Linked DNA regions of Homo sapiens: region 2 is linked to region 1. The links are chromatin contacts, found by Hi-C or POLR2A ChIA-PET in ENCODE. All regions are on one chromosome and are shown on one strand. The core of a region is the stretch at or near the end of the contact, and the rest is flanking DNA. Distances in the headings are between cores, read along the strand shown.

Region 1 (5,100 bases), core at 26-2,525:
CCGTGGAGATTAGAAAGAATCCCCAGAGAGACACACAGCTAGTGGCGGAGTTGGGGCTTCAGCCCAGACATTCTGGGCTACACACTTACCTTGCCCTCCAACACAGGCATCTGGCCATCTGAGGACCCCTACAGATTCTAGCATTTTCCCCACCTGGGCCTAAGGACTTTGTTATGGGAAGGAAAGTTCCTGAACTCCTTTGTCTCAAGCACAGCAGCAGTAGCCTGCCTGCGCATCAGGTTCCTGCAGATCCTGCGAGCTGCTCCCCAGAGCTGCCCATCTCTGCCCTCCAGCCTTTGTGCAGCTGCTGAGCAGTTCAGGGAGAGCGGGACGGGTGGTGGGCGGTGAGCGGTCCAGTCAGCCTTTGCAGAGTGCGGCGCAGCTATCTGCAGAGCAGAGCACAATGCCAGTGCTGCCCGGGGCCCAAGAGTGGTCCCCTCTGCTCCCCTCCCACTGGGGGCTCCGGATTTAGGATGCTTCCTATCAGCCTGCTCAGATGGGACCTGGGAGGCTGCACTCGAAGCTCATGCTTGGTTCTGGCTGCAGCTGGCAAAGCTCCCCATCCTTCACAGCCCATGAAGATGTCAGGCCAGAGGGGTAAGGTGAATCTCCTGAGGCCAAACAGCTGGCAGGTACAGGAGCCTGGACCCTCCCAGGTCAGCCTGACCCCAGAAGGGTGGGCTTCCTGTTACAGCAGTTGCTGACTGAGGCTTCAGCTATAGGCCATGTTGGGGCTAAAAACGAATAAGAAGATTGGATGAACCCACCTTAAACCACAGCAACGTGCAGTCACAGGAAGGCCAAGAAACCCATTCACATCCAACTCAGCAAACCTCTCGTGTGACCTCAGCTTTGAGCCAGCCTTGCAGGGCCCTGAGATGAGCAGGGGTCAGTCTCTGCCATTAGGGAGTCTGGGGACATTTTCTTCCTGAGCTCAAGGCACAATAAGGACTTATCCTCACTAGGCTGAGCACAGTTACCTGGGGGCAGGAGCAGGAAGTATCACCAAGTGGGCCATGCCAGTGTGCACCAAGCACAGCCCCCGGGGTAAATGTGCAAAGACCAAGAGGAAATCCAGGCTGGGTGGGTGAAGGGTGGCAAGTGCATCTGGGGGGACAAGGGGCTTCTCCTACAGTTCCGAGGGTGCCAGGTGGCAGGCTCTGTGAGCAGTGAACTAACAGGCGCAGGAAGGAGCCTAACAGCCCCGCCTGGGGTCTGGGCCTAGGCCAGGAAATCAGGGCAGGATATGAGGAAGGAGGACAAACCCCGGATCACTTCCAGGCTATGCCTGTGCTGGCCTGTGGTACTGGTCACACCACAATGGGTCCCTCACTCTCCAACCAGCACCCCCAAGAGGGGGAAAAACTTGACAACTCTTGGAAATGTGACAGAATTCCAAGGAAGGTCATGCCTAGAATTAACTACGTAAATTTTAAGCCATAGTTCTATTTGTGCAATTCAACGGTATAAAAAATGACAATGTTTTCAAAGTAGAATTAAAAATGAGGAAACATTATACTGTGAGTGCCATCTAGTGGAGAGATCTGCCAGTTCTGGGCCAGAAAGTGCAGGCCCTGTTGCCCACCCCCAGCCTTTCAGCCAGCACAGCTAGATAGGAGTGGAGCTTGAGGCCAAGCCATCTGGCTTCCAAAGCCACACACTAAAATTGCCCTCCAACACAGACATCTGGCCATATGGGGCCTCCTACAGATTCTAGCATTGTTCCCATCTGGGCTGGGAGGTCTTGGAACTTGATACAGCATACACCTCTGGTTCCAAAAGCACCTGAGAACCTGCACATCCAGCCACTGAGCAAGACACAGAGAAAACACTCTTATAAGGGGGCTTTAGTGCCAGTGGGACTTCTGTCCTCTTGTGGCTGTGGCCTGCCACTGCTTTCCCGACATGGTCAGTATATAAAGCGTACTGAGAGGTGGGAGCAATTGCTTTGGGCAGAGGTGACGGTCTCCTCCCTGAAGCTGCGGGGACACGCAGGAAAACCACTTATAAAGTTTAAGGGAGGCTGAGAGAAAGGGTGACTGGCATTTGTGTCTTGCTTGGACAGTTGCTTACACACAAGATTTGCTTTTCATGGTTACCCAGGCAAGGAAAATCTGACTGAGGACTGATGGCAAATGGGGTTCTGCCAGGCACACCTCCTGCCGTAAGCATCCAGTTCTCAAGAGGAGCAGAATGTGAAGCCTCTGTGGGACCACAGGCCTGGGCACTGATGGAGAAAAGAGGATGACATGGGCCCTCAGACTTTCTAGAATTCTCATAGTGCAGGGCAGACAGGCAAGATGCCACCTGCAGGAAGTCAGCTGAGATTTGAGGTCAGAACGCACAACAGATCCCCAGTGCCCAGAGGAGCTGGTTGGGAGGGTGCCCCTGCCCCAGTTCACAACACCGTCCACCAGGGAGGGAACTGCAACCTTGCCTGGCAAGCAAAGAAAGGTCTACATTTCCCCTCTGCCTCCTTCCCACCCCAGTGCCCAGGGTGCAGTTCAGGGAAGAGTCTAGGAGAAGCAACCCCTATCTATGCCAGCACACCCCAGTCCGTGAGGGCCACAGTGCTGGGGGAGCAGCACAAAAAGAGCTTTGAACCAGATGTGAGGGAACAGAATTAAGGATTGGAGAGATCCTTAATGAGACTGTTAGAATAACTAAGAGTGGCACACACTCTGGACCCTGGGAAAATCACCAAGTGAGCAACGACTCAAAGGGAAGGTAGGAAGTGATAGGCATAGTTATTGGGAAAGTAAAACCATTTCATGTTTATTCTCCAGTGAGCTTAGCTTTTTTGTATTAGGGTAAGTGAACTGCTGGAATAACCCCCAAATCTCAGGATCTTGACACAAGAATGTATTTGTCTTTCATATAAAGTCAAAAATGAACACTTGTGATTGGCAGGCAGTTGATCTCCCAGCATCTTCCTATTTCATGGTTTCGCCATCTGAAACCTGTGGCTTGCAAAAGTATCCTAGTTGTTTCCATGCTAGGAGGCCATCATGCCTGGGAGATGTGTTGGTCCAGGCCTGGAAGTGGCCCCATCATCCCGTCACAGCCCATTGGCCAGAATGCAGTTGCATGGCTACACCTCGGAGCAAGAGAGTCTGGGAAATGGAGTCCACCTCTTTCCAGGAGGAAGGCAAGGCTGGTTTGGTGAACAGTCAGTAGTCCTGCCATTCTGTATAATGATCTGTTACCTTGGAGTAAGAAAGACACCTTCCTACCCTCACAGAATTAACAAGTTCAGGAAGCAGGCAGGAAGGCAGACATTGACTCACAGGATGAGAAAGGCTAGGAGGAGAGTAAAAAGGCAATTGTGTGAGCCTGGAGGAGGGGACCCTAATGCACGCAGGGAGTGCATGGGACTTCCAGGATAAAGTGACAACGACCCTGCTCTTTGAAGGTTAAGTGAGAGTCAGCCAGGTGAAGAATCAGGGAGAGCAGCTGGGCAGAAGCAGCAATGGGCAAGCACAGTGGGCACGGGGTCTGTGTGTCTCCTTCACACCTTAGTTCCAAGGCGCTCAGCACATAGGTAACTGAATTTAATGTAAGGATTGGAAGCAACAGGAGGTTAAGCTTTCTGCCAGAATGAAAAGTTGTCCTCTGTGGCAGGAGAATGGTGTCGGGCAGTGGTTCTCAAGCTTTAGTGAGCCTCCGCCTCATCTGGAGGGCTTGCAAAAAACACTGCTGAGTGGGCTCAGGGTCCAAGGTGGAGAGGCTGCCCCTGGTGTAGAGATAGTGGGGGACTTAGAATCCTGGAAGGGTGAATGAGATGGGCCTCACAAGCGGACTGAGTGAGAGGAGGTTTGAGTTAATTGGGGGCAGGCAAAGCTATAACCAATGTTTTAATTCTAATAATTATTATTCCAAGAGGAGGAGGACCGTATAATGTATAAGATGCTGGTTTGTGCTTTGATCTCCTGGCCCTTTTTAATCCCTAGGCCACTTGCCTCAGGGGAAGGTGAGGTCTCTGCAGCAGAAAGCAGAAATCTCCTGCTCTCCCACCCCAGATAATTGATGTGGACAGGGTCGGGAAAGAGGCGTTCCCCTAGACTGGTCACCCTGCCCCCAGCAATGCCCCAGGAAGGTGATAGGCATGGTGCCACCAGGAAAGCAGGCTCCAGACACCAGGGTCCCGCCTCAGACAGACACACCATGGTCAAGAAAGGCAGGAGAGCTACCTAGCTTCCAGCCCCAAGTGACTGCAGGTAAAGACATCAGGTGACCAGGAGGGACCAAGAACAGCCCATCCCATTGCCAGGCCCCATGTAAGCCTGACCACAGCAAAGAGGACCCCTTCCCTCCATCTCAATAGTAGCTGGGACTCAGCTCCCTTCCAGCCTGGGAACATAGGGCTTGGAGATAGAATTAACATGATTCTTTCTAACAAATATCATATTTGTTGAGTGCCTGAGGTTGTAGACCAAGGTGTGTATGAGTGCTAGTGGGCTAAACATTCACTGAGTTCCTTCTAAGGAATGAAGCTGAGCACACCACGTTTATCCTCACCACACTCCTGGGACTAACCTCTACTAACCCATCTAACAGGCAAGGCCCCTGGGACTCTGACAAGCTAAGTAACTTGCTGGGATCCGAGGGCCGGTGAGCGGTGGAACTGCAGCTTGAGCCAGCTCTAACCCCAGAGCCCTGCTCTTCCTCAGCCTGCTGAGGCTAGCTCCCCCGGGGCAGGCATGAAGGAGCCAGGCCCCACAAAGGGACTGAGACTCAAGGACCCCCAGGTCCTGCCCACCTGGTACTTCTGTCTTGCCAGGGCAGCTGCCTGGCAAACCCTGCCCCTCCCAGCCCTTTGAAAGCTGTCTGCTCCTTGCAGACTTGATCCTGGGGGCCTCTCAGACCTGGGCTTTTTGCTGATGTGGGCATCCAGCCCCAGGCCAAGTTTAGGCCTCCCTTTAAATCCACAAGGAGCGGGTGGGGAGTGGAGAGGCCTGCTTTGGCACTCTGGGCAAAAAGAGTTGCTAAGATCCCAGAGCAGGCCTGTCCCCAAAAAACGGCCATGTTTGGTGAGATGAATTAGGTCATCCGTTAAGCTTTGTAACTCATTGCTAAAATCCGTCTTCTGGAATTAGCACA
Region 2 (5,265 bases), core at 1,009-3,508, 53 kb before region 1:
CCTGACTTCTGGGGTGTGAGCCCAGCTCTGATCCCCAGAAAAGCAGGCGAGTGAACACAGTGACTTAATATCATCAGGGAAAACAGCTGCACAGGAAAAGCGCCTGGGGGTGGTTTCTTAACCAAAACAAGCGTGAGTGGACCCAGACTAAGTCTCAGGGCATTTCCTTGCCTCTGACTTGGATGAAGTGGTCCAGGCTGCATTACTCACAAATGGCTTCCTGATTGCTCAAGACATTGTCACAAGCCACAGGACTTGCCCTGTGACCCTGGTGTCGACATGAGATTTTCTAGCTTGATATTCTCCCCACTCCTCATGGGTGGCCCCTGTCCCAACCAGGGCTTGTACCTGGCCTTAAAGGAAAAGGAGGTCAGTTCTGTCATTCAGTGGTGTTTCTTGGATCTGCCCATGAAGCCAGAGTTTCCTGTGAGGCTTCTGGCCTGAGTCAGCCTGGGGCTCAGGGAGGGCGTACAAGAGGGGCAGTACAGGGACATAGATAAGGGCCCAGGGGAAGTGCTTAGTGGCTCATTCTGCTGGTGGAATCAGGAGAATTTCATTGGGGAATTGCCCAAAGAGGACAAGGCAATGTGAGGAAGGGCATTCCAGAGAGAGGGAACTGCACGTGCAAAGACACAGCTACATGTGCAAAAACACAGAGGCACAGGAGAGCAGGGGCTGCACATGCAAGAACAGGAACACACAGGAGCAAGGCATGTGCAAAGTCACTGGGGCACACAGGAGCAGGCGCTGTATGTGCATATGGTTGTATAGAGCATCGGCAAGAGATAGGTCAGAGAGGAGTCCATGGATGCTACCATGAAAGAACCTGGAATGTTATGCCAAGGTACTCATTCATCCCTCTGAGGAGTAGCTGAAGACCAGAACAAGTGACTTGATGCTGAGTAAGACAGCTTTGTGTCCATGGACTCTACCTTCTCCCACCAGCTTGGCCATGTGGCTCACCACATCCTGGTGAGTCTTTCTTCTTACTCTGCAGTCCTCCCCTCTCCATAGGGCACACTGTTCCCTAGGGAGGACTGCCACAGTGATCTCCTGGTGGGCTCTCTCCCTCTACAGCTGCTAAAGTTGATTACATACCAATAGGACACTTGGGGATCTGTGGACATGGGGCACTCGAGGGAGTGTGGAGGGTCAGATGGAGGCTATGGCCATCTGAGCAGGGGAGGGCATTGTTCAAATCCCTCTTTACCAGCTACTGAAAGGGTCACACAGTTCTCAGGCCCAAATAGCCAGACCCAAGCTCAGATGCCTAAGAGGATACACGGAGTGATTATCAGGGGCACAGAGGCAGGTCACCGTTCAGCAAGTTCATCGGGGGCTCAAGCCAGGAGCTGTTACCATGCAGTGATGGGAATAGGGTGGAGAGGCTGGCATCACAGAGCAGCAGGAGCTGTAGACACAGCCCTGGGTTCTGGTGCCCGCCCTGCTGCTCGGTACTGTATGACTTTGGGCAGGTGATTCAACCTTGCTGTGCCTTATTTTCCAGATTTGAAACGCTATATATATAGCACCTGCTTCAGGAGTTTGAGAGTTAAATGAGATATTGAATGTAAAGCACCAGCCTCAGTGCCTGACACATAGTAGGTGCCTAATAAATGATAGCTATTGTTATGATTGCATTCCTTGGGTAATTTTTAGCATCTTGAGGCTGGATTCCGCTCCTCACAAAGCCCCAGTATACACCCTTTAAAATTATGCCAGCATCAAACAGAAACATGGCAATTAGCAGAGATTCACTATTCAATTCAGATCTTCCTATGAAGAGCCCTGAGTTAAGTGCTTCCTGCCCTCTTATTCCTGTCACCTTACTAAAGAGGCATAAATAGTATCCCTAACAGGCATCTTCCTGTTGGGAGTCTCCTGAGGAGTTTACATTGCCGGGCTGCTTGCTCCTTCCCAGACACACCTGACTTTCAACACGTAAAACAGTGAGCTCATAAGCGGGTCCCCGTGGATTGGGCTCTGGGGTGGGGGGGGGGTCTCGGCTACCTTCTCACCAAAGCGCTATCCCACCCGGGCTTGGCAGGGAGTGCGGCTCCCAGGCGGCGGCTGAAAGGCGCATTTCTTCCAGCCTCAGCAAAGGATGGCCGGAACCCCAGTACCCTCTCCCGGGCCAGGACCGCGCCCCGCGTCTCTGGCTGGCCCCGCCCCTCTCGGCCCCGCCCCGCCCCCGCGCTCAGCTTGGACAGCCACGCGTGCGCCCAGGCCAGGCGGAGGGACTGCCCCGCCCTGGTCCAGTGATTGATCAGCAGTGATTACTGAGGCTTTAATGGTCCGCTTGGATGGGAATTAATTCTGGGATGGATAAATAATGCATCGAGGTTTATGTAGTCCAAGGCGAGCCGTCCGTCCGGAGCCAGGAGAGGTAGCCGAGGGAGCCTGACGGGTGACGCCAGCGGCCACGGGGCCCCGAACGAGCAGGACATGAGGGGCGACTAGGCGCGAGGACGAGCAAAAGCAAGTGGATGACAGCATGAACGGCCCTGCGGGGCTGGCCGGACGGCTGCAAGAACATGCTGAGCCCAAAGATCAGGCAGGCCAGGAGGGGTAAGTCCAACTTTCTGGGGTTTCTCTGGGCACCGCATGTGCCTCTTGGCAAACGTGCGCGGACACTTGGCCAGCCGTCACGCCATGTGTCACATGGGGCGGGCGTTCTGGGACCATTGCCGCTGAATAGTGAGCATCCTCCTGAGGAAGTGCCCTTCCTCGTGAAACTCCTGGGCTGGGTGGGGACACGACCTGAAGTTGCAAAAGGGCGGTGGCCGGCTTAGTGCCCCAGTGGGTGTGCACACTTCGCCCCACATTCCACATTTTACAGAGGCCCTCGGTCGCTCCAGGTGACCTGGTGGCAACTTTAAGGAAACTTTGCTTCTTTACTAAAAAGGAAATGCCCAAGATTTGCCCTGTGGCCAACACAGAAGCACCCCTTACCAGGGAAGGCCATGCCCTGGCTTCTAGAGACAGCTGGGTGCAAGCGAGGGTCTTCGTTCCCGCTGCTTTGCAGACAGTATTTCCTCAAGCAGGCCAGGGGCAGGCAGGCTTTCCTGCCAGAACACTCAGAAAGCTGCAGGGTCTGGGGGCAGGACGGGTGGATGCGGGAGCAGACTCAGACCAGCAAGAGATGGGGGTCAGGAGAGTCCAGGACTGGGCTAGCCAGCCTGTGTCCAGCCAGCGACCCAGCACAGTGACCTGAAGACTTGGCCACTGTATGGGGCTAGAGACAGCATCTCCATGGACAACAACTTCTTAGCCACGGAAAGTGTCATTTTGAATGAGAACATCTGTCTTTTACAAAAATAGAATGTGTCTTTTCAGGTGGCCAGTATCTGGGAGGGCTGAGCTCCTTTTGTAAACAATGAAGTGGAGGATGGGTCTTTGGAGGTGGATGGAGCATTTGCCTGGGAGCTTGGAAACAGTTTGTGTCTCACCAGGTGTTTGCAGCGGGGGGCCTCCAGCCTCCTGTGGATTCACAGGGAACACACCCATCTTATTAGCACACTGCAAGCACTTGGATGATTTTCCTGGATGGGACCAGCCTTCCAGTGTGTTCCACAGACGTCAGGACCCCTCTGTGGGGTGCTTTCGCATGGGCTGAACCCTGTGTACCCCAATGGGCAAAGGAGGAACTTGCATGGCTCTGCTGAGGAGGGGGCAAGTCTAGTGATGACCCAAGGGATAGGACAAGCCAGATACCTCTGCGAGAGCTTAGTTCCACCCTCCCACTCCTGTGTAATGAGCTGGCCACTGGCCACATGTGGCTACTAAGCACTTGGCATGTCACTAGTCCAAATTGAGAAAAAGACACACCAAATTTTGATGATTTAGTACAAAAAAAGAATGTACAATATCTCATTAATAATTATTTTACTGAAATGACAGTATTTTGGATATATTGGGTTAAATAAAATCTATTATTAAAACTAATTTTACCTGTTTTACATTCTTTTACTATAGCTACTAGAACATTTACAAGTACATATGTGACTCATATTATATTTTTTATATTTCTATTGGACAGTGCTAGTAAGAGACCAGTGCTTCAGCAAAGGGGCTTACAGGCAGCCTGTCTTTGAAATCCAGGATTTCTCATAAATGTTTGTTTTAAGTCAATGGTTCTCAACCAGGAGCAATTTGCCCCACTAGAGAACATTTGGCATTGTTTGGAGTATTTTTGGTTATTCCAACTGAGGGGTGCTACTGGCATCTAGTGCGTATAGGCCAGCCATACAGCCCTCTTCCAGTCCTCAGTGTTCCATGAGGCTTCCACCATAGGGCTTTTGCACATCGTTCTTTCCCCTGAAATGCCTCCCACATTCACATGTGCGCACATGCATGCCTGTATGTGTGTGCACATGCGTTCATGCATACAAACATACACACACACCTTAATTCCTATTCACCCTCCAGTTATAGTATAGTTCAAGTGTTGCCAGCCAGGGAAGTCTTCCCACACACCCCAGTCCAGGCTGGATCCTCTGCTCCATCTCTCCTTTTCTTTATGGTATTTACCATAGGTTGCAGTTGTATACTCCTGAGTGTGACTGATTGGTGAATATCTGTCACTTGCATTGCTCCATGAGCTTCGTGAAAGCAGGAACCATTTCTGTTCGGGGACATCATTATACCCCCAATGCCAGGTACCTGGTGGACACTCAACCTGTGTTTTTTGAGTGAGTGGATGAATAGCTGGATAGAGGAGAAAGCATTTGCCTGGGTGGCTGGAGCACTGTCTCTACCCAAGCTGGCCCGGTACTTAGGAAATTTGGCCTCATCTTTCACTGACTCATATGTTGCAAATATTTTCCCAATTTGTTGCTTGCCCTTTATTTTTATATTAGAGTGGGTTTTTTTTCTAGATGTACCTGTTTTTAACTCGTATATATTTTCCTTTTAGAATTTCTGTCTTTGTTTGCAATATTTCAAAATAAAATTGTTGATGCTATTAAGGAGGCTCCTTCTTTTAAAGGAAATCATCAGACTGATGGGCCAAGTTATAGGAGCTTTAACCATCTCCTGTAGCAGGAGTGTCAATGTCTCAGGAGCCTTGATGAATGTTCAGAGCCTGGTCAATACTTTGGGGGTGGGGAGAGAAAGCTCTATTAATATGATGAAGTACCTTCAATGGCCTTATTCTTGTGATTGTCCCACAAGAAAGTAAACCAACATTTATTGTGCACCCATGCTCCAGGCACTTTTGTTGTACCTCATTTAATTCTCATGACTACACTATAATGTGATATCATT

Evidence for each region. Hi-C counts contacts between places; a loop is a spot of excess contacts on that map. ChIA-PET counts read pairs that join two places held with the same protein, here RNA polymerase II (POLR2A). Pooled maps may share reads with other maps.
Region 2: a loop to region 1 is called in a map of endothelial cell of umbilical vein, with 7 times the contacts of the local background. The contact joins the promoter of ARHGAP22 here to the enhancer-like site in region 1. A Hi-C loop is called at or near these places in 32 of 168 maps with a recorded cell type or tissue (B cell, CD14-positive monocyte, Caco-2 and 19 more), 32 of 37 single-sample maps with no recorded cell type and 30 of 50 pooled maps. POLR2A ChIA-PET finds 5 or more read pairs at or near these places in 3 of 52 experiments (OCI-LY7, WTC11 and activated CD8-positive, alpha-beta memory T cell).

What each region holds. Positions count from the first base shown.
Region 1 is chr10:48,548,466-48,553,565 of GRCh38, reverse strand. The region is part of intron 3 of ARHGAP22 (Rho GTPase activating protein 22); the gene reads left to right. Among named protein-coding and RNA genes, the nearest start is that of ARHGAP22-IT1, 39 kb to the right of the region's middle. Within about 2 kb of position 1,275, at least 3 of the 41 ENCODE cell types and tissues checked have a DNase peak (open chromatin) inside an H3K27ac peak, as active enhancers do; they include dorsolateral prefrontal cortex, endothelial cell of umbilical vein and left ventricle myocardium inferior, where a contact is called at or near this core.
Region 2 is chr10:48,602,066-48,607,330 of GRCh38, reverse strand. ARHGAP22 (Rho GTPase activating protein 22) reads left to right here and starts at 2,258. Exons shown (of 10, transcript NM_021226.4): 1 at 2,258-2,568. The coding sequence starts at 2,535. RefSeq lists a silencer at 2,091-2,250 and an enhancer at 2,107-2,837.